Linked DNA regions of Homo sapiens: region 1 is linked to region 2. Evidence: read pairs that join two places in POLR2A ChIA-PET (ENCODE). Cell type or tissue: GM12878. All regions are shown on one strand. Each heading gives the region's core, and the rest is flanking DNA. Links, peaks and the distances in the headings are about the cores only.

Region 1 (10,052 bases), core at 483-8,482, 70 kb before region 2:
GTTGCTCAGGCTGGAGTGTGGTGACACCATCTCAGTTCACTACAGCCTCCGCCTTCCGGGTTCAAGTGATTCTCCTGCCTCAGCCTCCCAAGTAGCTGGGATTACAGGTATGTGCCACCACTCATGGCTAATTTTGTATATTTAGTAGAGATGGGGTTTTGCCATGTTGGTCAAGCTGGTCTCGAACTCCTGACCTCAAGTGATCCGTTCCCCGCTTCACCTCCCAAACTGCTGGGATTACAGATGTGAGACACCACACCCAGCCAGCTCCCTGCAAACTTAACAACAAATAACCTACTGTTGACTAGAAGCCTTACTGATAACGTAAGCAGTTGATTAACACATATTTTGTATATTATATATTATATGCTATATTCTCACAATAAAGTAAGCTAGAGAAAAAATACTAAGAAAATCATAAGGAATAAAAATATATTTACTATTAATTAAGTGGAAGCAGATCATCATAAAGGTCTTCATCTTCATCATCTTCACATTGAGTAGGCTGAGGAGGAGGAAGAAGAAGAGGGGTTGATCTTGATGTCACAGAGACAGTAGAGATAGGAGAAAATCCACATATAAGTAGACCCACAGAGTTCAAACCCATGTTGTTCAAGGGTCAACTACATTTACATACATTAGCAATGAACAATCCAAAAATGAAATAAGAAAACAATTCCATCTACAATAGTATCAAGAGAATAAAACACTTAAGGATAAATTTAACAGAAGTGCAAAAACTTAATCCTGAAAACTGCAAAAATTGCTGGAAGAAATTAAAGTAAATATAAAGACATCACATGTTCATGGATTGGAAAACAATATTGTTATGGTAGCAATACTGACCAAATTCATCTACAGATTCAATTCAATCCCTATCAAACTCCTAGCTAGATTTTTGCAGAATTTAACAAGCTGATCCTAAAATTCTTTTGAGATGTCAACAGATGCAGAATAGCCAAAACAATATTAAAAAATAACAAATTTGGAGAACTCCTACTTTCCTGTTTCAAAACTTACTACAAACTACAGTAATCATAACAGTTTGGTACCAATCTAAGAACAGAAATACAGGTAAATGGAATAGAGTTGACAGTCAAGAAATAAACCCTCACATATTACGGTCAACTGATTTTCAATAAGGGTGCCAAGACCATCCATGGAAGAAGAGTCTTTTCAACAAATGTGCTGGAACAACTGGATGTCCACATGCAAAAAAAGTAAATTTGGACTCCTCCCTCACACCACACACAAAATTAACTCAAAATGTACCACAGATTTAAATGTAAGAGCTAAAACTATAAAACTCTTAGAAGAAAATATGAGTACATTTTCATGACCTTGGGTAGGACAAAATCTTCTTAGACATGACACAAGGAACAACAACAACAACAAAAATAGACTTCATCAAAATGAAAAGCTTCTGTTCTTCAAAGGATACCATGAGAGCAAGAGCAAACCCACAGAATGAGAGAAAATATTTACAAATCATCTATCTGACAAGGGACTTGTATCAAGCATATATAAAGAACTCTTACAACTCAATAAAAAGACAAGTCATCCAATTAAAATAGGAGCAAGGACTTTAATAGACATTTTTCCAAAGAAGATATATACAAATGGCCAAGGAGTACATGAAAGATGCTCAACACTACTGGCCATCAGGGAATTGTAAATCAAAACCAAAATGAGATACCACTTTACACCTACTAGGCTGGCAATAATCAAAAAGACAGATAACAAATGTCAGCAAAGACATGGAGGAATTGGAACCCTGTGACACTGCAAATAGGAGTACTAAGTGGTGTGGCTACTTTGGAAAACAAAGCTTAAGGTTAAACAGTTACCTAACATTTGTCAGATAGTTACCGCATGACCCAGCAATCTCACTCAAGTATAAACCCAAAAGAAATAAGAACATACCAATACACTAAAACATACGCACAAATGTCACATTAGTCGTAACAGCCAACAAATGGAAACAACCTAAATGTCTATCAACTGACAGACAAATCAAATGTGGTACAGATAGACAATGAAATGTTGTTCATCTGTAGAAAATGAATTAAATACATGTTACAACATGAGTGAACCTTGAAAACATTATGTTAAATGGAAGAAGCCCGTCAAAAAGAGCACGTTATAAGATTCCATTCATAGGGGAGTCTAGAATAGGGAAATCTGTAGAGACAGAAAGTAGATGAGTGGTTGCCTAGAGTTGAGGGAAATGAAGATTTACAGTTAACTGGTACAAGGTTTCTTTTGGGGCTGGCGAGAATTTTCTATAACTGAAAATTATAGAAAAATTTTCTATAACTGAAAAATATAGTGGTGATGGCTGCACAACCTGGTGAGCACACTAAAAACTGCTGAACTGTACACTTTAAGTGGATGAATGATAGCTCATTAAAGCCGATATACAAGAAATCCACTGGGATGTGTGGAGACAGAGGGAGTGCGAGGAAGGCTTATGAAGGTCCAAGTCCTTATTTTTACATTGAGGATGCTTGTGTTGATAAACCAAGAACTGGGGGTTAGGTTTTTAAGTTATTTAGCTTAAACTGGAAGTGGTTAAAATGATAATATCCACAAGAAGAACTCAAGGCAAACTGTAACAGTGGTTGCTGCTGCAGAGGTTTAGGGGCAGCAGGAGAATGACTTTTGTTTTTTTGTTTTGGAGACAGTGTCTCACCCTGTCGCCCAGGCTGCAGTGCAGTGGCACGATTTTGGCTCACTGCAACCTCTCCCTCTCAGGTTCAAGTGATTCTTCTCCTCCTTAGCCTCCCGAGTAGCCGGGATTATAGGTGCCCACCACCACGCCCGGCTAAATTTTTTTTGTATTTTTAGTAGAGACGGGGTTGCTATGTTGGCCAGGCTGGTCTCAAATTCCTGACCTCAAGTGATCTGTCCGCCTCAGCCTCCCAAAGTGCCGGGATGACAGGCGTGAGCCACCGTGCCCTGGCAGACTTTTTACTTTATACTTTTCTATAATATTTTAACTATTTCCATCACATGCATGTCTATACATTTTTTAAATTGTACAATTTTAAACAAAAGGTTAATTAATTACAACAGTAACTAATAATGATGTATACCAAGTTGCCCTTCTCTGTATTGGTAAGATAGGGAAAAAAAGGTACCAGAGGCTGGGCTCTGGCCGGGCTCAGGTGGCTCACACCTGTAATCCCAGCACTTTGGGAGGCCAAGGCAGGCAGATTACCTGAGGTCAGGAGTTCAAGAGCAGCCTGGTCAACATGGTGAAACCCCATCTCTCTTAAAAATATAAAAATCAGCCGGGCATGGTGGCGTGTGCCTGTAATCCCAGCTACTCAGGAGGCTGAAGCAGGAGAATTGCTTGAACCTGGGAGGCAGGGGCTGCAGTGAACTGAGATCACACCACTATGCATCAGCCTGGGCAACAGAGTGAGACTCCATCTCAAAGAAAAAAAAAAAAAGGTACCAAAAACTAACAGTACTTAAATAAGAAAATTAGATTTTTTTAAGTGGCAAAAAATTAAATCTTGGGATCTAAATCCTTCATGTGAATATGTTTACCTACGGGCAAGCATTCAAGTAAGACCACAAACAGAATGTTATAAATTTTTTTTTCCCCTGAGATGGAGTCTTGCTGTCTCCCAGGCTGGAGTACAATGGATCTTGGCTCACAGCAATCTCCATCTCCAGGATCCAAGTGATTCTCCTGCCTCAACCTCCCCAGAAGCTGGAACTACAGGCACGTACCACCATGACTGGCTAATTTTTGTATTTTTAGTAGAGATGGGGTTTCACCATGTTGGCCAGGCTGGTCTCGAACTCCTGACCTCAAGTGATCCACCCGCCTCCACCTCCCAAAGTGCTAGGATTACAAGGCTTGAGCCACTGCGCCCAGCCAAAAAAATTTTTTTTTCAAAAAAGGCTTCATAGTCAAACCAAGCAGTTTGGCCACAGTCCCTTAATCTTTAAAATAAAAATATTTTCTTTTTATTCACCTGCAGGTTTCCAGACAGATTACACAAGAAAACTCAGGTTGAGAAGAAAATCTGTCTCAAGGATAGTGTTGATTAATTGGCTGCCCCATTTTTACAAGTTAATGATCTACACCTGGTGAACATGTCACTCCCTTTTGGGACTTCCTATGACTCTGTGGCTCTGTCCGTGCTGTGTGACAGCCACAAGGCCACTGCTGCTGCAGCGAGCCTCCTCCTCCCTGAGGGCCCCTGCGCCTCCTGCCGCACTTGGGCACCACCTCACTCCGCTTCTCCACACATAGCAGGAGGCCTCGCGTCATGGGTGCTGAGATCAGGTGCGGCAGCTCGCTTATTCCAGGCTTCACACCTGAAGTTTAGGTCTATTTGATCCTTTTCCTTCATGTGAGAGGAGAGTGGGAGCTGAGATTTTATGATGAAAACCAAATAATGACAAGCATCATTTGCCTATTTGCAGGCGTACTATTTAAAGGTTAAATATTTATTACATGCAAGTTTCAAATATCACTCAGTTATACAAATGGCTAGTTCTACATATTCATTCTCAATGAACTTCCTAAGGGAAAGTTTGGCCACACTTGCCAACCCCCTTGTGGCAGCTGGCCTCTGCACCGAGAGGGGCAGCCAGGGAGCCCAGTGCAGTGAGGGGCAACTATTCACCAAGGTGCCAGGGCCTGCCTCCTCATCAGAACCAGTGAGTTACAGTGAGTGGCACACTGAATCTACATCTCTGCAGCGGATCCCGGGCTCTGCTCGCAGGCCACTTCCCGCCTCGCAGCTGGAGCTCAGCAGGCTGGTCCCAGGGCCACCCTGCACTCACTCACCTGCCACTTGTTCTTCCACCAGGTGCTCCAGGGGCAGCCGGATGGAGTCGTGTTCCACCGAGGAAGTAATGAAATGGGGCTTGGCCCCCTTCACTGGGCTGTGGTGCCCACCTGTGTGTCCCTTTGAGGTCTGGTTTGCGTGGAAATGTTTCACCACAGAATGGATTACTAAATTATTTGACTGCAGAGATACAGCAAAAAAAGCATTTACAAAAACTGTGCTGAGGTAAGGGTCAGAGCAACAATTTCTGTTACTTAATTTCTTTTGTGGCTAACATCAAAAAAGCTTCAAAGAAATTCAACTTCCTGAGTGGGACCTTTTGAAAGATTTGGGGTTTTCCAACATTCAAAAACATGAGATTCCAGTCAATTATGTCTGTTTTATAGTTAAGCAATATTATTAATTTTTAAGAATTTATATAAATGTATTGGTATAAGTGCAGTGTGGTTATATGCATAGAATATTATGAATTTTTAAATTTTATAAATCTGCCATAAAGAGTATTTTGTCCAGCCACCCACTATTGGTGGGAGTATAAATTGGTACAACCTCTACTGTGGGCCATTTATCACATCTACCAAATGAGCCCCGTGACCCAGCAATTCTAGTTCTTGGACTTTTTCCTACAGCTACATTCACAGTGAAACAAAATAGTGTGTATAAAGGTTATTTATTAAGTGCAGCACTGTTTGTTACAGCAAAACCTTGGAAAGTCCTTAAATATCTATCAATTAGGGATGAAAAGGACTGATTCCAGGGCAACAATGACGGGGAAACCTTTATGGAAATAACAATGCAAAGCAGGTTACTTTACATATTACATTACAAAAATCCTATCGGCTACCTGGAATTTACTTAAAGGATATATACTAATTATCTCGAGCTAGTATGCAATATAGCAAGACCACACATTACTCTCTTTCTTTCTGAGACAGGGTCTCACTCTCTTGCCCAGGATGGAGTGCAACAGCGTGATCATAGCTCACTGCAGCCTTGAATTCCTGGGTTCAAATGATTCTGCCACCTCAGCTTCCCTAGTAGCTGGGACTACAGGTGTACACCACCACGCCCAGCTAATTTTTTTTTTTTTTGTAGAGATGGACTTTCCCTATGTTGCTCAGGGAGGTCGCAAACTCCTGGGCTCAACCAACCCTCCTGCCTTGGCCTCCCAAAGTACTGGGATTACAGGCATGAGCCACCACACTTGGCCTACTCTTTCTTTAAATGAAAATGTAGCAAAAGGAAATCACTTTCTGTGTATTTTATTATAACTTACAGTTAACAGAATGTGAGTGTGTTCAGAAGCTTTACCTCAGTGCCCCCGGAAGTGAAGATTATATCTTGAGGTTTCCCCCCTATCATCTTCGCGAGGCTTTCCCGAGCTGCATTTATAATATCCTTGGCCTTTCTTCCTTGAGGGACCAAAAAGGAAATTCATTAACATTGCTTCACCAAGCTCAATCAACGCATCTAAAAGGACAACCAAATACAAAGGAATAAGAGGTCTGCGTGGGCCGTTCTAAGACAAAACCTGGCCCCTTAATGTGAGCACAGCAAAATGCTACAACCTAGACACAACCCGGCAAAGGGGCGGCCGAGACAGCAGCGAACCAGGGACCAAACTGAGAGTTATTAACTCCATGAGACCCAGAAACAAGTAAGGGAGTCTGGCTATGAACCTGGACGTCCCCCAAGATGTGGCTTTCTTCTTACTGGATGCTAGAGGGAGGGCAGCTGTGGCCATCTGCCTTGCTTCCCATTCATCAAGAGAGGAGAATGAAAGGATGGAATGAGTTGCAAACAACAAAAATAAGCAAAAACAGAACTCATGACTCGACGCGAAGTCCAGTGCCATATCTCATTTTGCATGTCGCCCACAGGGTACCTGGGCTACAAAGGTTACTGTCTCAGGGACACACCTGCTTTCAAACAGGGCTATGCATCCGGCCATCACCCAGTTTCACTGGCTAGAAGGAAAACACAGCAACCATGCTTGATGGGGCAAAGAAGGAAAGGCTCTGGCATGGGAATGCCGAAAGTTTCAGTGACCATTCTTAGTGTACACACCAGGAGTCCCCAAACTTTTTTGACCATTCAGTCTTATTTAAAAATAAGAAAAAATTGAGCAGGCACCGCTAAAACATATACTATTACGAAACATCATAAAAAAGAGAAATATAAAAAGCTGAGGTAAAATAAATATGCAAAGTAATTCTGCTGCTCCTTAACGCTACTGTATAGATGTCAGTTTTAGTAGTAGTTTCCTAAACACCTAAGTGGTGTTTAGGAAAACTCCATCATTTTTCTTGGTGACACTAAAAGTCACCGTAATAAACTGTCACCCTCACTCTCAGCCTTCCCTCTCTCAGTGATAATGGTTTGGCTGTGTCCCCACCCAAATCTCATCTTGAATTGTAGCTCCCATAATTCCCACGTCATCAGAGGGACCCGGTGGGAGGTAACTGAATCATGGCGGCAGGTCTTTCCCATGCTAGTCTCGTGATAGTGAATCAGTCTCATGAAATCTGATGGTTTTATAAAGGGGAGCTCCCCTGCACGCACACTCTTCTCTGCTGCCATGTAAGATGTGACTTTGCTCCTCTTTCGCCTTCCTCCGTGATTGTGGGGCCTCCCCAGCCATGGGAAACTGTGAGTCAATTAAACCTCTTTCCTTTATAAATTACCCAGTCTCAGGTACATCTTCATTAGCAGCATGAGAACAGACTAATACACTCAGGAAATGGCAACTCCATCCCTCAGCAGCCCAGGGCAAAAGCGTGGGCTCTTTCCCTTTTCATTCCCCGCCAATTAATCCACCAGCAAATGCTGTAGGCTCTGTGTTCAAACGATGTTCCAAACCTGACTCTGCCTCTCCACCGCCCAGCCACCAACCAAGCCAAGGCCACTGCTGTGATGTTCTCCTAGCAGGCCCCCACCAGGGTCCATTCTCCACATAGTGGACAAAGTAATGCCTCGAAAACCCAAATACATTTTGGGCACCGTGCTTCATCCCTCCCCCAACAGGGTGCTGAGTACACAGCTGGTGCTCAGTCAGTGCTGCTTACGTCAGCGGTTTCCAAAACCCCAAGGCCCTCTCAGGAGGTCCACAAAGTCAAAACTGTTTTCATGATGATACTAAGAGAAGAACTGCCTTTTTCACGCTCCTTTTCTCACAGGTATATGGTGAACCTTCCAGAGGCTTCCGTCACTATGATGTGACTGCAGTGGGCTGGACGGGGAGGTATGAGCGCCAGCTATCTTCCAGCAACAGGCAGTAAAGAGACTTCCACATGCACAACAGTGCAATGCTCACTAGGTTTCTTGTTTTGCCGAAGATAGTTTATTTTTCATAAAAATTCATGAATGCTGAGCTTATTTTCAGGGTTTTTGTTTGTTTTGCTATTATAAGCAAGACTGTGATAAATATCTTAGGTATGTAAAATCCCCACATCCTCAACATATTCCTTAAAATAAATTTCCCTCAAAGGCTTTAGATAATATTTAGGCTGGGCATGGTGGCTCACACCTGTAATCCCAGCACTGTGGGAGGCCGAGGTGGGTGGATCACAAGGTCAGGAGTTCAAGACCAGCCTGGCCAAGATGGTGAAACCCCGTCTCTACTAAAAATACAAAAATTAGCCAGGCATGGTGGCGCGTGCCTCTAGTCCCAGCTACTTGGGAGGCTGAGGCAGAAGAATCGCTTGAATCCGGGAGGCGGAGGTTGCATTGACCCGAGATTGCACCACTGCACTCCAGCCTGGGCGAGAGCGAGACTCAATCTCAAAATAATAATAATAATAATAATAATAATAATAAAATAAAATATTATTAGTTTAAATAACAATATTGTGAAAATAATTAAACCACTCTATAAATTGATTTTTTTTCTTTTGCATTTCGATCTGAGTAGCAACACAAAGTGAACTGCAACACTTTTGAGTTTATGGTTCTTAATTTGTGGAAACAAAGGCTATCAAGGAAACCTAAAAGCCACTGCCAGGCTTCATTCAGGTCCAGAACATGATTTCTCCCTGAGAGCGATTCCCAGACTTTTTCATGAGACAATGCCTGTCATCGGCATTTAATTATTCTCCATATTTTCAAGTCTAATACGTCAGAAATTTCAATTTTACTAGAGGAGAGACTGGATACGAGGCAATGTGCAGAAGATTAGCCAGAATAGACCAACAAATAAGCCAACAAATAAGTTAATGAATGACTAGTATCTGAGCTGAAGGGCTTTGTTATTAAGTTGCCGTGAAACGTTTAATAAGCAAATGGATAGGAGAACGTATTAAACCTGTAAATTGTACGCAAGTGTTACTAAATCGTATGGCCTGGCAATATTCTGTTTGAAGTTAATTTAGTTCATCATCATCCACAGTTAACACAGTTTATCTTAATTATCTCTCATAAACATGAAATAAGAAAGGTAAGACTTTAGCTTGCTCATCTGTCTGAAAAACAGAATGTAACTCTGTCATATAACTGACTTGAAGCAAATTCTTCTCCAAAACCTCCAATTTAATGGTCTACATTACAATAAGAATAAATTGGAAACAAATAAGAATATTCATAACTAAAGTAATTAATGAAAAAGTAATTTTCATCTTTAAAAAGGGCCAGGATTATATGTTATCCTGATGACCTAAAAGACATATTTTGCAAATTCTGTAAGGATTGACTGAGCTAGATCTGTGAAGTGCTCCACAGGTACTGACTGCTACTTCAAGGAACTCTCAGTAGACACCTTTCTCATCTGGGAAAGGGTGACAGGACAGCATGTTAAAGATTAAACATTAAAGGTTAAAGATTACAGTATCGACAAGGCTCAGCTTACAAATGGGGCCTTCCCAGAAAAGAAACTATCAAAAATTACAGCTCAAGAATTGCAGCTAACAGAAACCTATTCAAAACAAAGCCGTCACGTGTGGGTGTGCAATTTCTCTAAGAGCGCCCCATCCCCATTATCTCCCATCAGTGAACACGTGCATCTTCTAGAATTACCTGCTGAATACGGGCTGCTGGGATTTCCCCAGGCTTCCCACATGGCCTTGGTCATGGCCTGGATAACTTCTGGCTCCAGGGGAGTCGTTGCATTATAGTCCATATAAACTTTCCTGAAGGAAAGAAAGCAAAGACACCCATTAAGGAAAAGGAGATGGCATATGGGAAATATGGCTGCTCTGTGTCTATCCCATCGGCAGGAGCAAATAATGTCAAGGGCATGGTGATCCTCTG
Region 2 (10,052 bases), core at 1,319-9,318:
CTCCAGGACAATCTCCCTCCCTTAAGATCAGATGACTAGCAATCTTAATTTATCTGCAACTCTAATTCCCTTTTGCCATGAAACATAACACATTCAACAGGTTCCAGGAATTAAGACACAGACATCTTTTAGGGCCATTATTCTGCCAACCACATTACCACAAAGAAAACAATCATAAGTTGGATATCCCCAAATGAATTTAAAATACATGGTCTTTAAAAGGTCTTTAAGGAAATAAAGACGAGCCATAGACTAGGAAAAAACATTTATAAAACACATCTGATAAAAGACGTATCTATGGTAAAGAACTCTTAAAATCCCACAATAAGAAAAAAAAACCTTATTTTTTTTTAAATGAGCACAACAGTTGAGCAGACGCATCTCCAAAAAAGAGACAGTCATTAAGAAAATGCAAATTAATACCACAATTAAATACCACCATGTAACCACTACCATGAGTAAAGTTTTTTCAACTAAATGCTGGTGAAAATACAGAGCAACTAGAATTCTCATACAGTGCTGGTGGGAATGCAAAATAGTGCAGCTACTTGGAAAGAACAATTTTGTAGTTTCTTATAATTTAAGAAAACTGAGAGCAACTCAAATGTCTACCATTTGATGAATGGATAATCAAACTGTGGTACACCCATACAACTGAAATAACAATAAACACAACAACATGGATGAATGTCAAAAGCATTACACTAAGTGGGAGAAGCCACATACAAAATGTTGCATATTGTTTGGGTTCATTTAAATAATATCCTAGTAAAGGGAAAACTACAGGGAAAGAAATCAGGTCGATGATTGCCAGGGGCTGGGGATGGAGAGGGGATCTACAAAGCAGATCGAGGCAACTTTTTGAGGTGATGGAAACTTCCTCAAGATTGCAGTGGTGGTTATGTGAGTGCGTAGGCCTGTCAAAAGGCAGAGAGCTGTCTATCTAAGAATGGCAAACTTACTGTATGTAAATTATAGCCCACTAAACATGATTCTTAAAAAAGATAAAAAGCCTGTGCCACATAAAAGACACCATCAGGTGGAACGGGAAACTTAAAGAGTGGTGGTAATTTTTTAAATGCCAAAAAACTTAAGATTTAAATACTATGTCAGTTTTGGAGATTTTATACGCACTATATACATTTTTACTGGAGACCACCAGAATCTGTTTTTGCCCATGGAAATGAATGGTTTTTAAAACAATTCATGTCATACTCACTTCAGGAAGCCTGAGCATCCCACGAGAGAATCTGACTTGGAGTTACATTTAAGGCAGGGGACAGACCAATGTGAGAACAGATCAGGTGTCTCTGTATCAGATGATGGGGTGGCCTACTCAGTAGGCACAGTAAGCAAAGAAGCATCACACCAGCCAAATTCTTGGAAGGAGCAAGGAGAGAGCAGTCAATGTTTTCCTGATGAAAGTTAAGAGAATGCTTTGGCAGATAACTGACATTTTAAGAGCTAACATCACATTTCTATTCTACATCGCAAGAAAATTGGCATCTGTATTTTTAAGATTATTTGAAAGAAAAGATTCCACCAAAAAAAAAAACTGTGCTTCTTCAAATTTATCCCCCTTATAATGTTTATCTCCATACTAAAATTAAAAATCAAGCTAGAAAGAAACAGGGATGAGAGTATAAATTTTATGTGTCTGAAACCTTTACATATTAACAATAAACTACATGTAAACTACTACATGGTCAGGATGTTGGTCAAGGTAATAGGTCTACTCTGGTGCTCTGCTCCATTTCCTTATCTTCCTTACATGTCCATAACTATTTAAATGTTGTTCCAAAACATTCATGCGTCAGCCGGGCATGGTGGCTCATGCCTTTAATCCCAGCACTTTGGGAGGCCAAGGCAGATGGATCACTTGAGGTCAGGAGTTCGAGACCAGCCTGGCCAACATGGGGAAACCCTGTCTCTACTAAAAATAAAAAAAATAAATAAATAAAATAAAAATTAGCCAGGCGTGGTGGTGCACACCTGTAATCCCAGCTACTCAGGAGGCTGAGACAGGAGAATCGCTTGAACCCAGGAGGCGGAGATTGCAGTGAGTCAAGATCGCGCCACTGCACTCCAGCCTGGGTGATGGAGTGAGATTCCGTCTCAAAAAAACAAAAAAACAAAATGTTCATGCATGGAACCATCTCAGGTTTCAGGTTTACCAACTGTAATTCTTTGCTCAAAAATTGGAATATTCCGGCCAGGTGCAGCGGCTCATGCCTGTAATCCCAGCACTTTGGGAGGCCGAGGCAGGAAGATCACCAGAGGTCAGGAGGTCGAGACCAGCCTGGCCAACATAGTGAAACCTCGTCTTTACTAAAAATATAAAAATTGGGAGATATACCTAATGCTAGATGATGAGTTAGTGGGTGCAGCGCACCAGCATGGCACATGTATACATATGTAACTAACCTGCACAATGTGCACATGTACCCTAAAACTTAAAGTATAATTAAAACAAAAACAAAAACAAAAACAAAACAGAAAGAGGAAAAAAAAAAAATTATCTGGGTGTGGTGGCGCATGCCTGTAATCCCAGCTACTTGGTAGCCTGAGGCAGGAGAATCGCTTGAACCTGGGAGGCAGAGGTTGCAGTGAGCTGAGATTTGTGTCACTGCACTCCAGCCTGGGCAACAGAGCAAAACTCTGTCTCAAAAAAAAAAAAAAAAAATTGGGATATTCCTTTATTACACATTCAGAAACTTCTCCTCCTAAAGCTCCAAAGCTCTGAAACAAACCAAACATGATGGGGATAGCAAATAAATCCACTAAACGTTTATGACTCAATGTAAGCTGCACGTTTATTATCATGTATCAGGGAGTTTTTATAAATTAAAATTTCAAAATAAGAAAACATCAATAATCTAATGACTGATACATTCTTTTTTGTTTTGTTTTGTTTTTTGTTTTTTGTTGAGACGGAGTCTTGCTCTGTCGCCCAGGCTGGAGTGCAGTGGCGCAATCTCGGCACACTGCAAGCTCCACCTCCTGGGTTCACGCCATTCTCCTGCCTCAGCCTCCCAAGTAGCTGGGACTACAGGCGCCCGCCACCACACCCTGCTAATTTTGTTTTGTACTTTTAGGAGAGACGGGGTTTCACCATGTTAGCAAGGATGGTCTCGATCTCCTGACCTCATGATCCACCCGCCTTGGCCTCCCAAAATGCTGGCATTACAGGCATGAGCCACTGGGCCCGGCCTAATGACTGATATATTCTGAAACAAATTTAGAGGAATACACACATAACTATATAAGATTTATAATCTAGCTGTAGAAGTCTCTAATCAGAATTTTTTCTATATGTAATATCAATAAAAACCCTTTAAAAAAAAACACCACATATCTGATAAAGGATTCATATCAAGGTATATAAGGAAAGCTTACAACTTAATAAGACAATCAGGCTGGGTGTGGTGGCTCACGCCTGTAATCCCAGCACTTTGGGAGGCTGAGGCGGGCAGATCACCTGAGGTCAGGAGTTCGAGACCAGCCTGACCAACATGGAGAAACCTTGTCTTTACTAAAAATACAAAATTAGCCGGGCGTGGTGGCACATGCCTGTAATCCCAGCTACTTGGGAGGCTGAGGCAGGAGAATCGCTTGAACCAGGAAGCGGAGGTTGCGGTGAGCCGAGATTGCACCATTGCACTCCAGCCTGGGCAACAAGAGTGAAACTTGACCTCAAAAAAAAAAAAAAAAAAGGCAAAACTCTATCTCAAAAAATAAAAAATAAAAGACAATCAATCATATTTTTAAATGGGCAAAATATTTGAAGACTCACTTGAACAAAGAAGATATACAGGTAGCAAACAAGCAAATGATAAGATCACCATCACTAGTCATTAGGGAAATGCAAGTTAAAGTTATAATGAGATATATACCTACTAGAATGGCTAAAATTGAAAAGAATGACAATACCAGTTGTCAGTAAGAATATAGAGAAACTGGAATTCTCATTCATTGCTAGTAGGAATGCAAAACTTTGGAAAACTTAATGGCGGTGGTTTTATAAAGTTAAACTTACTCTTACCACATGGCCCAGTAATTTAACTGCTTTGTATTTACCCAGAAGAAATAAAAACATACTGGCAAATGAAGACCTGCACATAAAAAATTTTAACAGCTTCATGTATAATAGCCCCAAAGTGGAAACAACACAAAGGTTCGTCCACTGGTCAACGGGTAAATAAACTGGTATGCGTCCATACAATAGAATACAATTCAACAATACAAAATACAGAATACTGATTAACAACATGGGTGAAACTCAAAAACATTACGTTAAGTAAAAGAATGTAACTTATATCTCAATCAACATTACTTTTAAAAACACTAAAATAGATACATACACACCAATGATCTAGGATCTACTTCAAGAAGCTAGAAAAAGTAAAGTAAAACCAAAGTATTAGGAAGGAAATAACAAAGAGCAGAAATAAATGAAATGGGCAAACAATTGAGAAAAAAGTCAGTTCTTTGCAAAAATCAACTGCATAAACCTTTAGCTAACATGATCAAGAAAAATGAGAAGCCACAAATTACTGTATCAGTAATGAAAAAGGCGACATCAATATAAGTCTTACAGATATTAGTAGACTAGTAAGAATATTCTGGGCTGGGCGCAGTGGCTCACGCTTGTAATCCCAGCATTTTGGGAGGCCAAGGTGGGTGGATCACGAGGTCAGGAGACTGAGACCAGCCTGGCCAACATCGTGAAACCTGTCTCTACTAAAAATATAAAAATTAGCTGGGTATGGTGGTGTGCACCTGTAATCCCAGGTACTCGGGAGGCTGAGGCAGGAGAATCGCTCGAACCTGGGAGGTGGAGGTTGCAGTGAGCTGAGATCGCGCCACTGCACTCCAGCCTAGGCGACACAGTGAGACTCCGTCTCAAAAAAAAAAAAAAAAAAAAAAGAACAACATCAAAATACTTAACATCTATGAATTTCAAAATAAGTACTATATAAAGCTACGACAATTAAAACAGTGTGGTACGGGCCTAAGGGTAAACACAGACCAATGGAACAGAATCAAGTCCAAAAAGCAGAACTACACATATACAGTCAATGCTGTTTGGTCAAGCTTTCAAGGTAATTCAATGAAGAAAGGAAAGTCTTTTCATTGAAACAGCTGGATATCTAGATAGATAAAGTAAATCTCAACCTCTGTCTTACTCCACATACAAAAATCAATTCAAGATGGCTGATGGACCTTAACATAAAACCTACCATCCTAAAGCTTCTAGGAAAAAAACATAGGAGCATATATTTATAAGTTTCAGGTAAGCAAAAATTTCTGGACAGGACATAAAAGGCACAAACCATTAAAAAACTGATAAACTGCACATCATAAAAATTAAAACTTCAGCCACATGTGGTGGCTCATGGCAGTAATCTCAGCACTTTGGGAGGCCAGGGTGGGCGGATCACTTGAGGTCAAGAGTTTGAGACCATCCTGGCCAACACAGCAAAACCCCGTCTCTACTAAAACTACAATGGATGAAACTCAAAAACATTACGTTAAGTAAAAGAGGCTGAGGCCTGAGAATCGCCTGAATCTGGGAGGCAGAGATTTCAGTGAGGTGAAGTTGCACCACTGCACTCCAGCCTGGGTGACAGAGCGAGACTCTGTCTCAAAAAAAAAAAATAAATAAATAAATAAAAGAAATTCCTCCTCAACAAAAGACAGCATTTTTAAAAATGAGCAGAAAAGTCACAGAATGGGAGAAAATATCTGCAGCTCATGCATCTGACAAAAGACTTGTATTCAGACCACAGCACAAAATAAAAAGTTTTTTTAGGGCAAAAGACTGGGGCACTTCAGAAAGGACGATGTATAAATGGCCCGTAAATACATGAAAAGATACTCTACATCATCTGTCACTGGGAAATGCAAATAAAAACCCCAATGATATACCATTTCACACCCAAATGTTGATATATGTGTAGAACAATGGAAACTTCTCATACAGTGCTGGTCAGGGTATGGCACAACCACAGTGGAAAGTTTCTTAAAAGGTTAAACATGTTATCTTTCCTATGACTCAAAAATTCCACTCTTAGGTAGAATTAAAGAGAAAGGAAAACTATGAACACGAAAAGCTTGTAAAAAAAAAAAAAAAAGCTCACGGCAGTCAAACCTCATAGCTTTTGGTTTATTGATACTAGCCAAAACCTAGAAACTACTCAAATGTCTATCACTAGGAAGATAAATTATGACATATTCATTAAAATTCCATAAAAAGGGAATAAACTACTGATTCACACAACATGTGTAAATTTAAAACTATGTTAAGTGAAAGAAGTCAGAGACAAAGAGTACATATATAAGATTCCATTTACATATAAAAAATTCAAGAACAAGAAAAACTAATTTATGGAAATAAAAATCAGAAAGGAATTTTGGATGGTGGTGTAGGGGGCAAGGAACTGGCTGCAAAGAGGCAGAAGGAAACTTTGGGAATGATGGAAATGTTTTTCATCTTTATTGGGGTTATGGTTACATATGTGTATACATTTTCCAAATGTAAGCTATACATTTCAAATTAGTACATTTTATTGTTTATAATTTTATACCTCAGTAAAACTGATTATAAAATTTTTAATTTAAATTTAAAAAATTGTCATTGTTACTTAAAGCCATGTTCCCTTCAGCCTAAAACCATCACCACCATCACAGCAGGGCAGGCTGAGGTGACCTTCATCAACATGTCAGCCAGGCCACTCACTGAACAGGTCCAGTTTTTCAAACTGTCCCACTAACTTCACAGAAGCCTCCACGGGATATTTCAGGCTATCTTTTACGTTTTTGTTTTGTTTCATTTCACTTATTACTACTTTTTCTTGTTTTGCGAGATGATGTGGACGCTTTTTTTCTAAATTCGGTCCCTTTCTTTTCCCCATCACCAAATTACATTTCCATGTTTTTCTCTAAAGAGTGTATTTATTCCCAAGCATGAGCAACCACTCCAAAAGCAAACAAAACTATCAAAATGTTAGCAAGTGTGAACAGGAGCCAGATAAAGAGGTGTGAGCTGAAAATGCAGACGCAATTCTTCCACTCTTGACCATTCTAACCCCCAGATCATAGATATTAGTGAGTTTTCAGCCCTAGCTCCAGGATTACTGGCTACAAATGAGTCCATTTCAAAATCATTTTATTTCATATATTGTTAAAACTTCACAACTTAGACATATCACTGTAATTTGTTTTCAATATGAAGAGGAGCAGGATTCTAAAATTTTTTTTAAAAACCATGATATGAAGCAAGTTTTTCCGGTTGGCATATCTCGGCCACACTTCTCTTAATAATCAAAGGGCAGGCATCACCACAGCTTTCTAATTCACAGACATCACAAAATAAGGGCATATACACAGTATCTAAAAAGCATGCTGTGCACAGCTCAATGTTAATGTCCCTGAAGTACACTTATTAAAAATATGAATATTCAGGCATTAAGTATTTACAGGTACCAAGACACAAGTTACTTTTTATTTATTTTTTTTATTTTTTTTGAGACAGCTCTGTCGCTCAGGCTGGAGTGCACTGGGCCAATCTCAGCTCACTGCAACCTCCACCCCCTGGGTTCAAGCAATTCTCCTGCCTCAGCCTCCTGAGTAGCTGGGATTACAGGCACGCACCACCACCACACCGGGCTAATTTTTTTGTATGTTTAGTAGAAACGAGGTTTCACTATGTTGGCCTGGCTGGTCTCGAACTCCTGACCTCAAGTGATCCACCCACCTGGGCCTCCCAAAGTGCGGGAATTACAGGCATGAGCCACCGGGCCCAGCCACAGGTTACTTTTTAATCTGATAGAACAGTGAGTACAAAAACTGTAACAATTATGCTCCATTTTCAAGGACAATTCTAAGACCAACATCAAAGATGCTGTCATATATACAATAATCACAACATTAAAGTGATTCAGTAAAAAATTTCAGTTAAAAAATAAGGGGGGCTGGGCGCAGTGGCTCACACCTGTAATCCCAGCACTTTGGGAAGCCGAGGCTGGCAGATCACCTGAGGTTAGGAGTTTGAGACTAGCCTGGCCAACACAGTGAAATCCCATCTCTACTAAAAATACAAAAATTAGCTGGGCATGGTGGCGCATGCCTGTAATCCCAGCTACTCAGGAGGCTGAGGCAGGAGAATCACTTGAACCCGGAAGGCGAAGGTTGCAGTGAGCCCGAGATTGCGTCACTGCACTCCAGCCTGGGTGGCAGAGTGAGACTTGGTCTCAAAAAAAAAAAAAAAACGCGGAGGGGAGGCGGGGAAGAAACATTTATCCAGACTTGCCAGAAACCCAATCACATGACAGTAAAGAGCCTGGAAAAATCAACAAACATCTTTGAGTGGCCAAGGACCACAAAGCCCATGCTTGGGATGGGCAGAGCCACAGAATCCCTGATAGCCATTGAAAATGCCCTAGAAAGGCAGATGAAAGAAAATATTTTACTATAAACACACAAGTCTGAAATTAGTAAACAGAGAACCAATCTTAATCACTACAATGATTTCTGAGAATACCCTACATTACTTAACAGAATAGTAAATGATGTCCATAGCAGTGACCTTGAGTCACCAAGAAAGCATTAGAGTGTGCTCAATACCTCTCGTAAAAAACAGCACAATATGCAATGTGTTTTAGGAAGGCAGCCAAAGGATCGTTAGAGTTTTCATCATTTCACAGTTTAAAGCCCTTCACTACATTTATCTATAGATGTCAGGCATGTGGAACACTCTGCTTTCTAATGATGGTGTTCTATTTGGCATAAAGTACAGCTAATAGAAAAAACAAGAAAGAAAAGAAAAATATATACATAATGATGATGTTCTAGTATTAACTCCTATACCCAAGTACTCTCCTTATCTTAGAAGAATCAGTATCAGACTGATTTATACTTCCAGAGCCCTTTGTGGAACCATCACATAGATAAAATAGAATTTTTTTTAAGGTTTCAAGCATATTTTGATATTTTGAAACCAGGATTTCTTGTGCTATTATTATCAAACATCTTCCACAGAAAAAGCCCATCCTACCTACAGAGAGACAAGGCCGGGACTTATTTGTGGGTTCATTGCCACCTACCAAAATCCTGTATTCTTTTCCACATTTTAATTAGCTAGTGACTAATAATTCTCAGTTTCTCACTACCTTTCCATCCCCCAAATAAAATAACACCCTATATTTCCACCACCAAACGTCCTTCCCTCTTGTTAATTCCCCACAACAGCATCGACCGGTTGCCACCCACTGTCCAACATAAACACCAGTGGGTTGTGAAGTGTGGGAATCTGCAGCTCTTGGAGCTGCATTGTAACTAGAAAATATACAAGTCCTCCTCTTGCTGTCACTTTGACCAAGAAGAAATATGTTGCCATGCTGGGGCAGCTTAGGGATTAGACACTTATCCGTCTTACTGAGGACAGCTGGTAATCTTCTGTCTGCTTCTGTGTGCCAGACCCTGGGCTTAAGTGCTTTACCCACACTATCTGTTTAATCCCCACAACTGTCCTATGAGATAGGTCCTATTTGATCCCACTTTGTAGATAGGCAGGCTGTGGCTAAAAGGTTAAGCAACTTAACCAAGGTCACACTATTCCTACGTAAGGGAAAAGGATTGGAACCCACTTATGACTTCAGAGCCCACACTCTTCACTATACACCAACTGCCTCAGCTGTCATTAACTTTAGTTATATTTATACATCATTATTGAGAGTGTACACTGAATGCCTCAAATTCACTTTAATATGCTTTATTTCATTCACTATGAAGTATATATCTTATCTTCATATGAAATTGTTATTAATGTGTTAATCTTTTAAAAGCTAGAGGACAAACCAAAGCAAAGATTACAGGTTTGGGCAGCCTTTATAATTCGCTGTTTGAAATCACTTTAATACTTATGTAAGAATATTACCTGGGGTTACTGTTAGCTGAAAACAATGAAGCTTGTTTGGATCAGGAAAATGCACTTTACATGTACCTGCAAAAGAAACAGCACATCAGGAAGGTCTGGCAGTGAGCAGCAGTCC

Evidence for each region. Peaks named below come from ENCODE experiments on the same cell type or tissue, not always from the same donor. Only the 100,000 strongest peaks of a DNase experiment are listed, where the experiment ranks them.
Region 1: POLR2A ChIA-PET joins it to region 2 with 5 read pairs; 7 of 35 experiments call an interaction of 5 or more read pairs at or near these places.

What each region holds. Positions count from the first base shown.
Region 1 is chr2:238,064,236-238,074,287 of GRCh38, reverse strand. It overlaps SCLY (selenocysteine lyase), which reads right to left. Exons shown (of 12, transcript NM_016510.7): 2 at 9,819-9,931; 3 at 6,123-6,223; 4 at 4,811-4,991. UBE2F-SCLY (UBE2F-SCLY readthrough (NMD candidate)) reads right to left here. Exons shown (of 19, transcript NR_037904.1): 9 at 9,819-9,931; 10 at 6,123-6,223; 11 at 4,811-4,991. Among named protein-coding and RNA genes, the nearest start is that of SCLY, 8.3 kb to the right of the region's middle. In GM12878, for the core only: no CTCF peak of the experiment used is centred there; no DNase peak of the experiment used is centred there; H3K27ac peaks cover 619 bases.
Region 2 is chr2:237,994,695-238,004,746 of GRCh38, reverse strand. UBE2F (ubiquitin conjugating enzyme E2 F (putative)) reads right to left here. Exons shown (of 10, transcript NM_080678.3): 4 at 9,938-10,003. UBE2F-SCLY (UBE2F-SCLY readthrough (NMD candidate)) reads right to left here. Exons shown (of 19, transcript NR_037904.1): 4 at 9,938-10,003. Among named protein-coding and RNA genes, the nearest start is that of UBE2F, 33 kb to the right of the region's middle. In GM12878, for the core only: no CTCF peak of the experiment used is centred there; a DNase peak (open chromatin) is centred at 5,996; H3K4me3 peaks cover 344 bases; H3K27ac peaks cover 608 bases.